2 separate regions of the Mus musculus genome follow, and region 1 is linked to region 2. The links are chromatin loops, found by intact Hi-C in ENCODE. Cell type or tissue: left cerebral cortex. All regions are shown on one strand.

The links. A loop is a pair of places that touch in the nucleus more often than their neighbours do. Peaks named below come from ENCODE experiments on the same cell type or tissue, not always from the same donor. Only the 100,000 strongest peaks of a DNase experiment are listed, where the experiment ranks them.
Region 1: it touches region 2 in a loop (13-fold over the local background); 5 of 42 quality-filtered maps call a loop at or near these places.

Annotation. Positions count from the first base shown.
Region 1 is chr6:68,387,216-68,395,215 of GRCm38, forward strand. It overlaps Igk and the pseudogene Gm5310. Among named protein-coding and RNA genes, the nearest start is that of Gm25833, 140 kb to the right of the region's middle. In left cerebral cortex, no CTCF peak of the experiment used is centred here; no DNase peak of the experiment used is centred here.
Region 2 is chr6:68,330,270-68,338,269 of GRCm38, forward strand. It overlaps Igk. Among named protein-coding and RNA genes, the nearest start is that of Gm25833, 200 kb to the right of the region's middle. In left cerebral cortex, no CTCF peak of the experiment used is centred here; a DNase peak (open chromatin) is centred at 4,983.

The sequences.
Region 1 (8,000 bases), 57 kb after region 2:
CCCGGCTGCCATAGGGTTAGGGGTAGGCACAAGGCCACATGTACCAAAAACCTCAGGAGAAGTGCAAACCCTGAAGTGCCTACATACCAGTCAGCTTGGCAAAACTAAAACACCTGAGATGGCTGAAAGCAATCACCCATGTTCAATATGAACGTGATCATCAGCCATTAACAAATTCTGTTTCAGGACATGCCCCGAAGCATCAGCAGACATATTACATATGAAGTCAATATGAATATTTCCCTCCCCAACTTTGGAAAAAGAACAAAAACAGAAACGGAAGCAAAAACCAACTCAAACACACCCATATGTTCTGTACTGTGAAACCTGTGCTGGGTGGCCTCCCTATTGCTGCAGTTCCACATAGTTGGCCTGGAAAAGCCCATTTCTGTGCTTGCACACCTCAAATCACCAGATATCTCCAATCATTTCTACGTTGGTGATGATGTCATCAGGGTCAAAAGAGATCACACCACTACCCTCAGCCTGGTAGTCATATAGGGCGACGGCTGTGATGCCCAGGTCCCTCTCATACCCATTGTTGGTGTCATTGTTTCCTTGGTAGTACACAGGAGCCTCCGTGGTCTTGTTCACAGCTCTAATGTGTAGACTATGCCTTGCTGTCTCCTCAGCCCCAGGAACATCTGCCGCCATGCTGTACTTAGGTTCAGGCTCACTACCCTAGTAGCTTGGATCTTTCTTGAATGGAGTTGCATCCTCATAGATGGGACTGGAGGGTGGTCTGTCTTCAGCTGTCTGAGGATTAGAGGATGCAGGGGGAGTCTGTTTCTTGTCTCTGGCTTGTTCTTCCAGCTTCCTTCACACTTCTTCCTGCTCCTGATTTTCTTTGGTAATATGCTGAACTCTCTCAGTTTCTGCCTTCTCCCTGCCCTCCTGTTCTCTTCCCTTTGCCAGGTTTTCAAAGCACGAATATCAGTGGTTTTGCAGGTTACAGCCTCAATTGGGACAGTCTGATAGGCAGATGGCACCTGGACCACTTCTTCAAAGGTGGGTGAGTTCTTGTCCATCGATCCTTCTGTACCCCGTACTTCCCTCCAAATCCTTTGGCATAGTTGTTTTGAGATTCATGCAGCTGCCGCTTCTCCTGATTATCCCAGCCAAGGGCACACTTGTCCTGTCTGTCTGTCTGTCTGGACACCACACTTTCTTCCAAAAATTTTACATATCTTTTTGATATTCGTGCTGATCTGTTTTGCCTTGATAATCAAAGCCCACAGTGCTTTTATCCACATTGTCCTTCTCAATCCAATATTTGCCACCAAAAACTTTGGAGTAATCTTTATGTGACTCATGCTTCTCCATCTTGTTCTGGGAGTCAAAGACCATAGCACTCTTGTCTACACGGTCAGCTTGCACACCTTAAAGCCACTAGAGTAGTCTTTCTGGTAGGCATTCTTCTCTGTCTTCCCCTGGTATTCAAAGCCTACAGTAGACCGATCCACCCTGTCCATCTGGACACCAGACTTGCCTCTGAAGCCCCAGACTGAGTCCACTTGTGGGCAATGCTTGGAAAAGGTTTCACTGGTACTCAAGGCCTACAGGTGATCTGTCTATCCTATCCTGCTCCATACTGAACTTCCCACCATATCCGTGAAAAGGCTTAGGTCCCATTTCCAGTTCCTTCTCCTACAGCTTCTGGTGATCTTGGAAGACATTCTCTCAAAGCTTGTGAATGTTGTTGTGTTCCTGGTGACTAATACCTGCACTGTTTTGGCACACCATCTCTGTTCTTTCTCACTTGCATCATTTACAAAATCAGAGTCAGTCTCTCAGTCATCTGCTCTCCCTTCATCCTGTGTGATGGACACAGCATGGCCTGCAGAGGCTTTCCACATCTTTCTCTATTGCTGGGAAAAGCAGCTCAGAGTCTGTCCATATGCAAGAAATCCAAAGTGGAATGTGAGAGCATCTGCAATGATCAATGATTACTGCATCAACAGAGTCCACCAGGCTTCCATCACCCCAAGTCACTCTTTTGATTGACTTTCATGTCAATCAATTTCTTTACAGATCTAACTACCAAGATTTTCTGATATCTCTCCCATGTTCATCATCAATTTTAAGCCTAGTTGTCATTTCATTCTTACCCTGACTAATCTCTATCTCCTTCACAATGGTTGCCTGTAACTGTAAAACTCTTCCCATTCAACTCTTCATGTAAACTCACACTAAGTTCATCATATCTTTACTCCAAGTGGGGATATACTCTGCAAACCACTATGGCTATAACTGCCCATGTGTTGTTTCTACATTCATGTTCACATGTTTCTTTCACACACAATTTGTGCCCCTCTCCACTAAAATGTAAATGTAATTCTACATTGAACATGGCAGAAATCTAAATAAGCTACAACTCATATACTGGTGCCATTATTTGTTGTTTAAAGAGAAGCACATCATGTACTTTCTCTCTGGTCTGATACAGAGAGAACCACTGGTCTGTAACGAGTCATTAACTTGACTGGTCCTGAGGCTGTGCCCAGTCTTTGGTGATTTGCCTGTACCCAGAGCACAGCCCAATTCCTGGAGGGACTTCTTCATATTCAGGTGACACCCTGTGCTAGAATCAGGCTCACACAGGTCACACACAGACATGACAGCTCCCACTCAGCTTCTGGGGCTACTGCTGCTCTGGATTATAGGTAATGAAGACATTACTGAAACATTTTTCATAAGAATGTGGTCAGTGCAGCCTGGTCTCCACAACAGTTCTCTTCTAGCAGGATTAATTGTAATGGGATATATTTTTAATTTTAAAATCTTAGGTACCAGATGTGACATTAGGATGATCCAGACACCAGCCTCCCTTTCTGGATCTCTGGGAGAAAGTGTTACCATCACATGCCAGGCAAGCCAGGACATTGGCAAAAGTTTATTATGGTATCAGCAGAAGACTGGAAATCCCCCTAAGATTCTGATCTATACTACATCCAACTTGGCAGATGGGATTTCATCAAGGGTCAGTGGCAGTGGATCAGGTACACAGTTTTTTCTCAAGTTCAGCAGCCTGAAGCCTGAAGATACTGCAACCTATTACTGTTGTCAGGGTTACTGGTTATTCCCACAGAGATTCAAACCATGACATAAACCACCCAGGGAAACAGAAGTGAGAGACCAGGCTGCCCCAATTGCTCCTTCCAGGGTATTCAGCTGATAAGAATGTTTCTCTTTGCAGGATGTAAATTGGCCTTTCAGTAAAATGGACTCCAGATTCTTAATTTTTTTAAAAAAAATCTGTACATCATATCAATTTCTATGTAATTTATATTTAATTAAGAGAAATGCTTTCACAGGGCAGAAGAGAGGCTCAGATACTCTGGGATTAGTGTTACAGACAGTTCCTAGCAGTCTGGCATGTGCTTGGAAAGCAAACTCTGTTTCTCTGCAAAAGAAGGCAGCACTCTTAATTGCTAAACCAGGTCAAGGTGCCAATTTGCATAGGGATCAGATAAAATTTTATGTCCTCAAAATCTGTCATTTTTCTCTAGACCTTGGATTTAAAATATTGTAAGGTTTCTGTTGAGTCATCTAAAAAAAAATTGTGTAGCAGAGTTTTAGCCATAGCTAGGATTCATACAAAAGGGATCTCAGCATGCACACGTGTGAGTGCAGGCACACGTGCATGCACACACACACACACACACACACACACACACACACACACACACACACACATACCAGCCTGGACTCATCTTTGAATAAAGTAATTTTGTAACTATAGCATTAAAATCCTGAGAAACCAGACTGGAGAAATGGCAGAGAGAGAGAGAGAGAGAGAGAGAGAGAGAGAGAGAGAGAGAGAGAGAGAGAGAGAGAGAGAGAGAATTTTCAATTCTTTAAGCAAGACATCAAGAACCTGAGAGCCACATTTACAAACACACCACAGGCAAAATGAGTGAGGGCATTGCTTAGAAGTAAACAAGAAACAGGACAGAACAATATTTTCTGATGCTTGAAATATGATAAAAATATAAAACAAATACCCAGTTTGAGTTTGGGGAGGATGCACAGGAGTAATTTGTTACCATTAAAATTATACCATTAGATTGAGCAAGTGAGGTACAGAGAAGAGAGGGCATGGTCCTATATAGTGTAGCTCTTCAATCTAAATGTATCTCTCCTTCCAGCTTATGAGCTTTGGGCCTTTCTTTTGGAAAAGAATGACTATATAGATAGAGCTCTGCATCTACATCATTTCTAGCTCTTCTTCTTCCCAATCCAACAACTCCTATATTTTTCCACTAATTCCTATCAAATTAATAATCATTCTTTTATTATTAATGTTACACACAGGCACATGCATTTTATATAGCATCTGGTTAGTCAGTTAAATATGAACAATATATATTCATACTATAGTAAGGGCTTCCTTCTTGAAAAAGATTTATTTTCTCCTTTGCCAGCATTAATTGCCTATAGCTCTTCAAATAGGAGAATGGACCTGTGAGATTTAGATCATCTACACTGTCCTGTCAACTGGTGTTTTCATTGTGAAGGTTTGTTTAGGCAAAGAAAAATAACAGTTAAAACAGGTTAGAGAATGAGGGTTTAAGCTGTATTTGAATGAGTATATAAGGAACTTCTAAGGAAAACCCCATCTTTCTCCTTTATAAAATATCTAGCCAATAATATATTTTAAAGAGAAAATGTGAGTTTATTGTCACGTGTTGAACAAAAGAATAAAAAAGGCTAAATATTAGGGGATATGAAAGAACTAAATACAGGTAATGGGAATGAGTTATGAAAAAATATGAATTTTTTCTATTTCTAATTTTTTTTAATATTTTATATTTTTTGTGGTAGAATAGTCTGCACAAATAAACTCAATACTAAAAGTATAAAGCTGACAATTGTCTGGCTTTGTGCTTGCCCTGCCTTCCCGAGGAGCCTTCTGGGAGCCCAACAGGATCCTGCTTCCCCTTGGAGGCATTCAGGGGCCCAAAGAACAACCAGCTCAGAACTTCTCCCCCAAATATCTTGCCAATTGGGTTTACCTAGGACAAAACCATCAGAGAAGTGTAGTTTGCTGCACCCTGATCTCCACTGTCTCACACACAAATCTTCCTGCCTTCCTGGGGAGTCCTACTCACTCCAGCATCATTCATCCAATCAAAACCAATGACAATGAGAAGGCTAGAAGACAGCAGATCACAGTCAACAAGAAATAGGGAAATATGGTACCACCAGATTTCAACTTTTTTGCTATAGCAAGCCCTCGATATCCTAAAACAACTAAAGCACAAAAGGATGACTTTAAATCTAATCTTCTAACAATGATTGAGGCCATTAAAAATGAAATGAATAAATTCTTCAAAGAAACACAGGAATTTGCAATTTAACATGTGAAAGAAATGAATAAAACCTTTTAGGATCTGAAAACAGAAATAAAAGCAATAAAGAAAACATAATCTGAGGCAATCCTAGAGATGTAAAAGCTGGGAAAGAGAGCAGAAACTACAGACACAAACATTATTAACAGAATATTAGAACTGGAAGACAGAATCTCAGGTGTAAAAGATCAGATAGAAGAAACTGATACACTGGTCAAAGAAAATGCAGTATCTAAAAGGTTCATAACACAAAATACCCAGGAAATTTAGGACACCATGAAAAGAGAGAACCTAACAATAATTGGAATGGAAAAAAGAAAAAATTCCAAACTTTTTGGAAGTGCAGAGGCGAGCATGGAACACAGAGATTCCTATGATCAAGAACCAATCTCTGACACTATTAAGGATATGCTGTTAGGCAGGCATACAGGCACCTAGTATAACTGTCCTTAGAGGATCTACACAGCAGCTAAATAAAACAGATGCAGCAACACACAGGCAAACATTAGATTGAACTCAAGAAGTTGTGTGGGAGACTTGGGGGAAAGACTGAGAAACCTTGAAGGGATAAGGACTCCACAAGAAGACCAACAGAATCAAATAACCTGGACACTTGGAGACTCCCAGAGACTAAACCACTAAACAAAGAGCATACAAGGGCTGGAACTAGGCTCTATGAATATATGTAGCAGATATATAGCTTTGCCTTTATGTGGATCCCCCAAAAACTAGATTGGGGGTTTACCCTGACTCTTTTGCCTGCCTATGGTTCTTGCTCCCTTAACTGGGTTGTCTTGTCTGGCATCAGAGGGAGAGGACGTACCTAGACCTGAAGTGACTTGAGGTGTCTGGGACAGTTTGTGAATTGGGGAGATGGGCACCTCCTTTTCAGAAGTGAAAGGGAGAGGGTATTGGGCAAAGGGCCTTGTGAGGGGGATCTAGAAGAATGTGCTGACACTAGGATGTAAAGTGAATAAATAAATTAATATGAATTAAATAAATAGATAAAACCCAACGTGGAGCCTCACTGTTTCTTTTCCAAATATCTAGTCTAATTTTAAAAGTTTATTGAGATCAATAAACTTTCTGTTTGACTAATTTTTGTGCAACTTTTATAATAAAGTTAGCTAAAATATTTATCTGAAAATTACTTTTTATGGGGAAATTGTAGGTAAAGAAAGATATAAATTTCCAAATCATAACAATTATGATAACTGTAGCTAATGAGAATTATCTTTTCAACAGAAGTATTTAATCTGGTGAGAAATATTTGCTATCATATTACAATATATCACAGTAAGAGTTTTTCCGTGAAAGCAGTTATATTCTCATTTTATCCACAATCAGTCTACTTATTAACTTCTCAAAAGATGTGTGGGTAGTTAATGAAGTTGCTCATTTCTGATTTGCTCTATGTCTTTACAAAGTTTCTCTTTTATTGTTCAGAAGTTTGGTGGGGTTATTTCAGAATTTGCATATACAGACTATAAATATTACATATTCCCCCAAGAATCAACATTCATAAAAATTCTTAATGGTGGTGACAGTTGACTTTTTATTGCCAATACTCAGGAAATAATTTGGATTTCCCAAGGACATTTGAACAACAGGGATAGATGGTCTATATCTTCTTGGCAGTGATCTGTAAGTGAAAAATAATGCTACAGAATGTTTCAAATAATACTATCCATGATTTAAAAAACTTGTAATTAAATTTATAGGTGTGTGTGAGAGAGATAGACATGGAAAAGTAGTGGACATCTATTTCCACCAGAGATTCTAGCCAATCCCTCAGTCATGATCCCATTATATGCATAATCCTGCCCCAAATTACATGATTACTAGAATATATATAAGTTGATGGAACACATCATCTAAGTTGAGTGGAGACATTTCATTGATGTAGTTTCCTTTGGGTAATCCATGGTGCAACAAATTAATACACTAAGGGGTGCACAAACCTAAATTTGGATGAAAACCTTTACTTGAGTTATTAATGCTATTTACTAATAACAGGTAGATATGTGCATTTGCACAGGCAAAATAGCCAAGAAAGACTACAAAGCAACACAGAGCAAGAAAACTCAACATCAGGTGAGTTTTCTATCTATTGTGACTATCTGTAAACTTGATGGAATTATTATTAGTGGTGTTCTGTGTGGCCTCTGACCTTGTCCATAGATGAATGCTTTTTTGTGCTTGCATGAACATTCAATGATGCTTCTTACTCAGAATCTTATTTTTTTATTTTTAATGTTTAAAATTTATAGTAGGCATTATGTAAAGTTATTTTCATGAAAATATATATTGACACATCCCACACTCATCTCATCTATAAAAATAAGAGTTCCGGGATGGCTTAAATGAGATTAGCCATAGGAATGTGAGTGAGGAGTTTTCTTGAGTAGTGATTGATGTAAGATGATGCCTGTGGGCAGTGTCATCCTGGGGTGGGTTGTCCTATACTATATAAGATAATTAGCTGAAAGTGAACCTGTGAGCAAGCTAGCAATTATCATTCATCTTCATTTCCTTTGAGCTTTTTTTGCTGTGTAATAGTTCCTGGCCTGACTTTCTCTCTATATGACCTTGAAGCCTAAACATTTGGGTTAGAAAGCCTTGTACTCGAGAGTAGAAGCAGGGAGTCCT
Region 2 (8,000 bases):
CCTTTCCAGTTCCAGAGTACTGAGCCAAATTCTTTTCTGCTCATGCTAGCTTAACCTGATATAATGCCAAAAACAATAGTAAGTGATAAGTCACCACCAAGAGAAAGTCTCAATTCTAAATATCTATGACCCAAATGAAAGGGCACCCACATGTATAAAAGAAAATTTATGAAAGGTCAAAACACACATTGAACCCCACACAATAATAGTGGGAGATTCAACACCCTAGTCTCGACAAGCAACAGTTCATTGAAACAGAATCTAAATGGAGACACAATGAAGCTAATAGAGGTTATGAATAAGATGGACTTAACATATCTATAAAATACTTCACCCTAAAACAAAAGAATATATATTCTTCTCATAGCCTTATGGTACCTTCTCTGAAACTGACCATATAATCAGTCACAGAATAAGCTGCAATAGATTTAATAAGATTGAAATAATTCCAAGCTTCCTATCAGATCACCACAGACAATCTCTAGACTTCAATAACAAGAAAAAAAAAGGGAAAATCTACATACCCATGGAAACCATACAACTTTCTTCTCAATGATAACATGTTCAGGAAAACAATAAGGAAATAAATTAAAGACTTCCTGAAATTCAATGAAAATAATGACTCAGCATATCCATATTTATGGAACATAATAAAAGCAGTGCTAAGAGGAAAATTCATAGAATTAAGTGCCCCCATAATACATTGGAAAGATCCTACCATAACGACACCACATCTAAAAGCCCTAGAAGAAAAATAGACAAACACAACCAAGAGGAGAAGACTACAAGAAATAGTCAAACTCAGGACTGAAATCAAACAAATAGAAACAAAAAGAACAAAATAAAGAATCACCAAGACCAAAAACTGATTCTTTGTGAAAATCAACAAAATAGATAAACACTTAGCCTAGCCAAATGAAATAATGGGCACAGACAGAGTATACAAATTAACAAAAGAAGAAATCAATCACAGCATGCAAATGGAGGAAGGGATCTTGGTGGGAGGGGAGAGGAGAGTGGAAAAGGGGAACATGATCAGGTTGAGAGGGGGTGGCAGAGAAAAGCCCTGATGGCCAGCAGAATCAATGAAAAATACTGCAACTTCATAGCATAGGGGATGGGAAGGCCCTCCAGGAAGTATCAGACACCTGGGAGATGAGAGACTCTCAAGACTCAAAGGGAGGGATCTTACATGAAATGACCAATAATGGTGAGAGGGAACTAATAGTGTCCACTTCCAGTAGAAAGACAGGACATCAAGTGGAGGGATGGAGTACCATCCCACAGTCAAATATTCTGAAAGAAAATTGTTTCTGTCTGAAAGAACTCCAGGGACCACAATGGACAAAAGATTGAGGTTAAGGAGGTCCAGTGCCTGGTTCAACTTGGGATCCCAAAGGGGAGCCTCCAAGGCCTGACACTATTCCTGATTCTATGGTGTGCATACAGACATGAACCTAGCAAGGCTGTCCTCTAGAAGCAAAATAAGCTCATGACTGAGACAGATGCAGCTTGATTGAATCAACCATTGGACTGAAGATTGATAACCCTGTGTTTGAATGGAGAAATACTAGAAGAAGCTGAAGACGAGGGAGACCCCATAGGACAACCAGCAGTCTCAACTTACCTGGATCCCTGAAATCTCTGAGACACTGAGGAACCAAGCAGGCAGCATACATGAGCTGCTCTGAGGCCTTCATATGCAGCAGAGGACTGCGTGGTATGTCATCAGTGGGAGAAGAGTCTAACCCTTTAGAGACTTGAGACCTCAGAAAGTAGGGAGGAGAGGTGTCTCAGGGGGTGGGGACATCCTCTTGGAAACGAGGGGGTGGGGGAAGAGGAATAGGATGAGGAACTCTGGGAGGTCAAATTGGAAGGGGGCAACAATTAGACTGTAAAAATAAAAGTAATAATAATAAACAAAAACCAAACTATCTGTGAAACCTTATAACTCTGGTGCTATTAGAGAGGGAAAAGATTGGTGGGAATTCAAGAGTGCCAGCTCAGCTCTATATACAGTGAGAGAACCTGTCTCAGGGGAATATGGCAGAGCTTATAGACTGAGACATCCTTCTGTGGAGGGATATACCACCAAAGTTGAGTAGGATGTGGAGAGAACTATAGGACACACACACTTATACTTGGTGTAGACCACAGAAAGTAAGGATGGCTGCATTTCCCTTTGAGAATGTCAGGTGACCTCTTTCAGACATCGTATATCTAAATATTTCCAGCAACTTAGAGATAAATAGTAATGGTCTCTTAGTGTCAGATCTGGACTTCTGCCTTCAGAAGCACTACCGTCTAGCAGCATTCCTTGGGAAATCCAAGTTGTAGTTTGCATCTGCAAGCTTGACTCAAATGATCTAATTGGCAAGATTCCAATCTGTCCTCTGACCCTTAATTGTTCTCAAGCTACAGTCATGGCTGTGAGTCTATGTGGGGGAAACTGTTCTCTTCTATCCTCCTGCATCTTACCCTCACACTGGGTGCATCATTTTCTGTCCATCATCCTGAAATGTTGGCTTAACTCAGGTGTGGGATGGATATGCCTGCTGGAGCACAGAGTATTGAAGAATGGAACTTCTTTCACCATGAAGACAGTAATTGGTCCAGTCTTCTCAGATGCATAGGGTGAAAGACCATGGAACTTAGTTCACAGTAAATGCATTCACTGTGGTCAACCATGTTGTACTAACCACACAGACTAATTCAGGTACTGGCTGTGACAGTTCATTTTATTATTTACTTGGTTCACTGTGGAATAAATTATAGGCATGCATCTCAGTGAATCTGTGAGGATATACTAAGAAAGGATCCATGGGAAAGGAAAGACCTTCTCACAAAGAGGATATCTGCACAGTTGTAACAAGGGCCAGTGCAAAGCACTGCTTATTACAAACATGCCCTTGGTTCTTGCTGGTGTCTGCCTTTCACTGTAACTGCTGCTGTAATTCCTTGTTTCCCTCATGACTGAGCTCCTTCTACTCATGAGCAAGGTGGAAGAGACATGCTATTCTCTGTTCTGCTTTGGAAAACTCTACTTTCTAACCTTCAACTTGCTCTCCAAATGGGGAGCAGGTATTGAGGAGTAACTCTGAAGTGTGGTATGTGCCAGGTCCCATCGTTTGAGAAGGGCTTAGCTAGGGGCATGATAAGGGACACAACAAAGTGGATCTTCTTACAGATAGAAAGATACACGTTTCCTCAATGAAAGAATAAATAAATTCCATGGAAGTGGGAGTTGGCATCTGGATGAAAGCATGGACTGACTGACACTTTAGAGGAAGAGTCTTACTTCTCCTGATAAATTATTGTCTACAACTTAGATGATCAACTTATGTTTTTTCCAGTTCTTCCAGTGAGCCACAAGGAGAATGAAGGAGAGCTGAATGATGCAGGGTCTAATATTGGCTGGCAGTGTAGCTCACACAGGGTTAATCAGTGCCTGAGAAGACCACATAAAAAGTGTCAGGAGAACAAACCCAGAAAAACAAAAGTGCAAACATCTGATTCAAGAATGATCCCAACATATCTACATGTTGGTTATCCTTTTGAGTCGAATTGGCTATGGAATGGCATTCAGATACCTGGAAAAAGATATATAATAGCAAAGTAGCAATCCCTTCTTACTAGCATTGATGTCATTAGTTGAAGACATGACTCTTCCTAAGTCTGAGAGTAAATTTCTTCTGGCTCTTTGTTTTGCCCAGCTTTGCAGTGGTATGACAAAATGCCTGAGAATTTCATGTGTTTTGCAAATTGTATCTTGTATCTTGAGTATTCTAAGTCTCTGGGCTAATATTCACTTATCAGTGACTGTACTTATCAGTACATTTTGGTTTCTTCATATTTCTTTGCTCACTTTTTTTCATGTAGAATGTGTTAAGAAAATTGATGTACTAAATATGGAGGTTGACAATATTTTGTTTAAAGAAATCCATATTATTTGAATTGTTTATCCATAATTTGCCCCATTACATAGCAGACAAATCCTCAATCTTCCATTTGAAAATCCTAAAGGTAACATGAAAATACAGATCTAAAGTAACTACAGTAGATACAGTAATTACAGTAACTCCTGTATGCAAGATGTAAGTCTCACCAGACCTACTGACAACCATCACATTTGTTGACTAATTTCACAGAAAATATAGTGTAAAACTTTCACAGTTTTACCAGCCATTTTTGTTCTGGTTAAAATGACAAATTTCCAAAAAAGTAAGCAAATTTGAAAACACTAGCTGAATGCAGAAATGATAATCAGGATACTTAAGGTGTAGACCTAAAACATGTTAATGGGCTACTCCCTTAGACCCTATCATAAATTATAGGGTGCTACATGGAAAAAGAGAAACATCAAGAATGTCATTGTGGACTCCTCCCTATTGGGTCAAAGTAATACTGAATCAGAAACAGAAAAACCTCACTCAGAATAATGGAGGAGAGCAAAGATAACAACCATGGAAGCAACAGTTTTAACCTAGTCCTGTGAATATCTGCTCAGCTGTGTATGAAGTTTCACACTGTCTATTCAATCTACTTCCCCACCTACTACCATATTCAATATAATTTGTATGGATCCCATTATCACCTCAGCCTCTCTGATGATATATAATGTATGTCATCAAACTGAGTATGAAGCTGGATAGTACTTAAGGCCATGGTGATGTCTTTCCAAGCTCAACTACTCAGAATTCTCCTCCTCCAGATCTCTAGTATGGTTTCTTTCTTCCATAGCATTAATATTGTACATTCTATCTAAATATGGTATATTTTATGTGTCTTTCATACTTTTCTTCTATGAACAGATTCTACAGCAGAACATAGTGCCACACAGCCTCAATAATTTTTACCCATGGCTGAGGGAAAATGTCCCTGTCACTTGCCGAACAAACACAGATATGAACTCTTAGCAGAAGAAGCCAGGGGATGCTCCATAGCTCATTATTTTAGAATGCAATACTCTTCTTTCTGGATTCCTGCCCCAGTTCATCAGCTGTAGCTATGGAGCATATTTTACCATGACAGCTTATGGCATGCAGTTGGAAGATGCTGTCTGAAAATACTATTCAATTTTAATAATCAGATACTTCTAAACAACCATTGGCTGGACATACATTTTTGTTATTGTCTGTAATTATTAAATTTAGACATTATAAACTTTAATATCTTACACATTGTCTTTAAGTCTTAGCCTTTATATGTCTTAAATAACTTATTCAAATGTTCATAACTTGCAAAACTTTCTAATTTGTAAATTTTTTTCTAGAAATGTCTACCCATCTGAATATTCATGCATAAAAATTTGGTTATTACTAAAACAACTGTGATATTAACATCCTTCTAAAATTTTTCATAGTAAAATCTTTCATAGTACTATGGAATATGCAAACATTAAGAACTGAATTTACTACTTACTATGAGAATGTTCTCCCTTTATTTGGAGACTAAATAATATATATCCACTTTTTACATGGTTTGTTTTATCTCCATGAAAAACCAAAGTTCAAATTTATTAAAGTTCTCCCTGTGCTATCAATGAGCTTATTGGGCTTACTTGCAGATAATTGGTATGGAGTTGCTGATGAGATTGTAGGTGACCCAGAAGCAGTCACACCTAAAAGATTGTGCTGTTTATGAAGGGATACTGACATTTAAGATGTTCTGTACAAAACATTTTATGGCAGAATAGTCAAAAGTATGTTGTTTTATAATTTAGAAGATAGGACAAAAGCAATTCATATATATATATATATATATATATATATATATATGTATATATATATATATGTGTGTGTGTGTATTTGTATGTGTATATGTATATTCATACACACAATATATATATACCTGGCTAAACTTTGTATGTTTTTTTAAGAGGCTATAGTGATAAAAATCCTTAAAATTATTAAAATATTTGTATTTATTTATATATTCAATACAAAATAATTTCATTTAAAGATACTGATGTAAATTATTTATGTATAAAGGAAGTGAAATTTAAATAGGAAAAACCTGTATCCATTATGCACAATCACATGTCAATGTTACTTTATACCTTCAAACAACAGGAACCATGTTGCAGAACGAAAATTCATATAATGATAAAAAGGGATCACAATCTTACCAGAATTGTAGATGTATGTGTCTCTTGTCATGAAAAGAATATTTAAGTATTTTGAACTTAAAGACTCATACGAATTGTTCTAAGGAAAGATTCAAGACCATTAGCCATTGTTAGATATTGTAGCCTAACCTCAGGGACTACCAGTTATTATGTACTTGTGTGGTAGGGCATAAATATCCGAAAAATAGGTTGCAAGTATTGTCAGAACAATAAACCATGAAAAGAGAAAGAGTTGATATAGATCCTAGCCCTAGAGACCTTTTACAAATAAAAATTTTAAATTATTTACTTTAAGACCAGAATCATGATCAATTAATTGCTAGCATACATTGAGTAGAAAATAATTTTTTATTAAGACATCGTTATGTATCCTTCTTCACTGTTTTACTTTCACTTCTGTTAGTATATGAGCTTCACTACTATGTTAATGTCACAATTGTCGAACACATAAAATGAAACAAAACGAAACAACAAGGCAAAAATAACCCTCAAAATTCAAGGACTACATGAGGTCATACTTTACCACTATGGAGAATCTCACTTGTCAGTATAAAAAGAAAACTTTTTTTTAATGTATGTGAGTACACTTTCACTATGTTCAGACACACCAGAGAAAGGCATCAGATACCATTAGAGATGATTGTGAGCCTAAGAGTAGACATGGAGGGATTCATGGCTCCAACCGAATATAAAGCTGAGGATGGACTTTTCTGGCATCAGTGGGAGTAGAGGCCCTTGGTCCAGTGAAGGCTTGTTGCCCCAGTGTAGGCCAGGACAGTGAGGTGAGAGTGGGTGGGTGCGGGCATCTTCATAGAAGCAGAGGGAGGGGAGATGGGAGAGATGGTTTCCAGAGGGGAAACTGTGAAATGGGATAAGATTTGAAATGTAAACACATAAAATATCCAATTAAAAAAAAGTGGGAGTGGGTAGGTGGGGGAGTGGGGGGGGGAGCATGTGGGGGAATTTTGGGATAACATTGGAAATGTAAATGAAATAAATACCCAATTTTAAAAAAAAAGGTTTTCTGGAATTTACACCAAACAGTGATCTTCACGAGTTCCTACGAAAAGGCTGATCTACTTCAAAAGAATTTAGCGTGACTGGGAATGGGCCTCCCCTCTTCTTTATAAAGTGTGTTTGACGACATTAAATTTGAACCTTGATCAGAAAAGAAAAGAAAAGAAAAGAAAAGAAAACAAAACAAAACAAAAAACAAAAACAAAAACAAAAACAAAAAAACTTACACATCAAATTGTATAACTGATAATTTTCTCTGTAGCCAAGTATGAATAATTTTAGCCTAGGAAACATATTTATGTTAGCTTTAAACCTATGTTCGTACCTAATAACAGTCTAATGAACATTTTCTAAGAATAAAACAAAGAAAGTCATGAACTGAATCACTTTTCAATTCATTAGTTGAAATAATAATAGGAACATTAAATTAAGTGGGGAAGTCACTACTGTAGGCTTCAGACTCTGTGGGAAATAAAATAGGGTATCAGGGGAAGGCGGGGGAGGAAAGGCCCACACTCCAGCAGAGTTCCACCTATTCTCTGGTCTATCAGGCATTGGAGGGCTGCTAACTAACTTCCACTCATCCCTGGGTAGACATCCAAGCCCCTGACCCACTCTTCAATGGGTGGTGAGGGGCAGCCCTACCTGGGAACCCAAGAGCTACTTTGCTAAAGCCACCAGAGTTATAGGAGAGAGTGATGAGGGAAGAGGTTCCCAACACTGACCAGAGTGAGTGTGCAGTGGATCTTGATGGAGCAAAGACTCTCTATGGTTTTAGAGCTTTATTGTAGAAAGGTAGGGGGAAAAAGAGAAGAGAAGAGAAGAGAAGAGAAGAGAAGAGAAGAGAAGAGAAGAG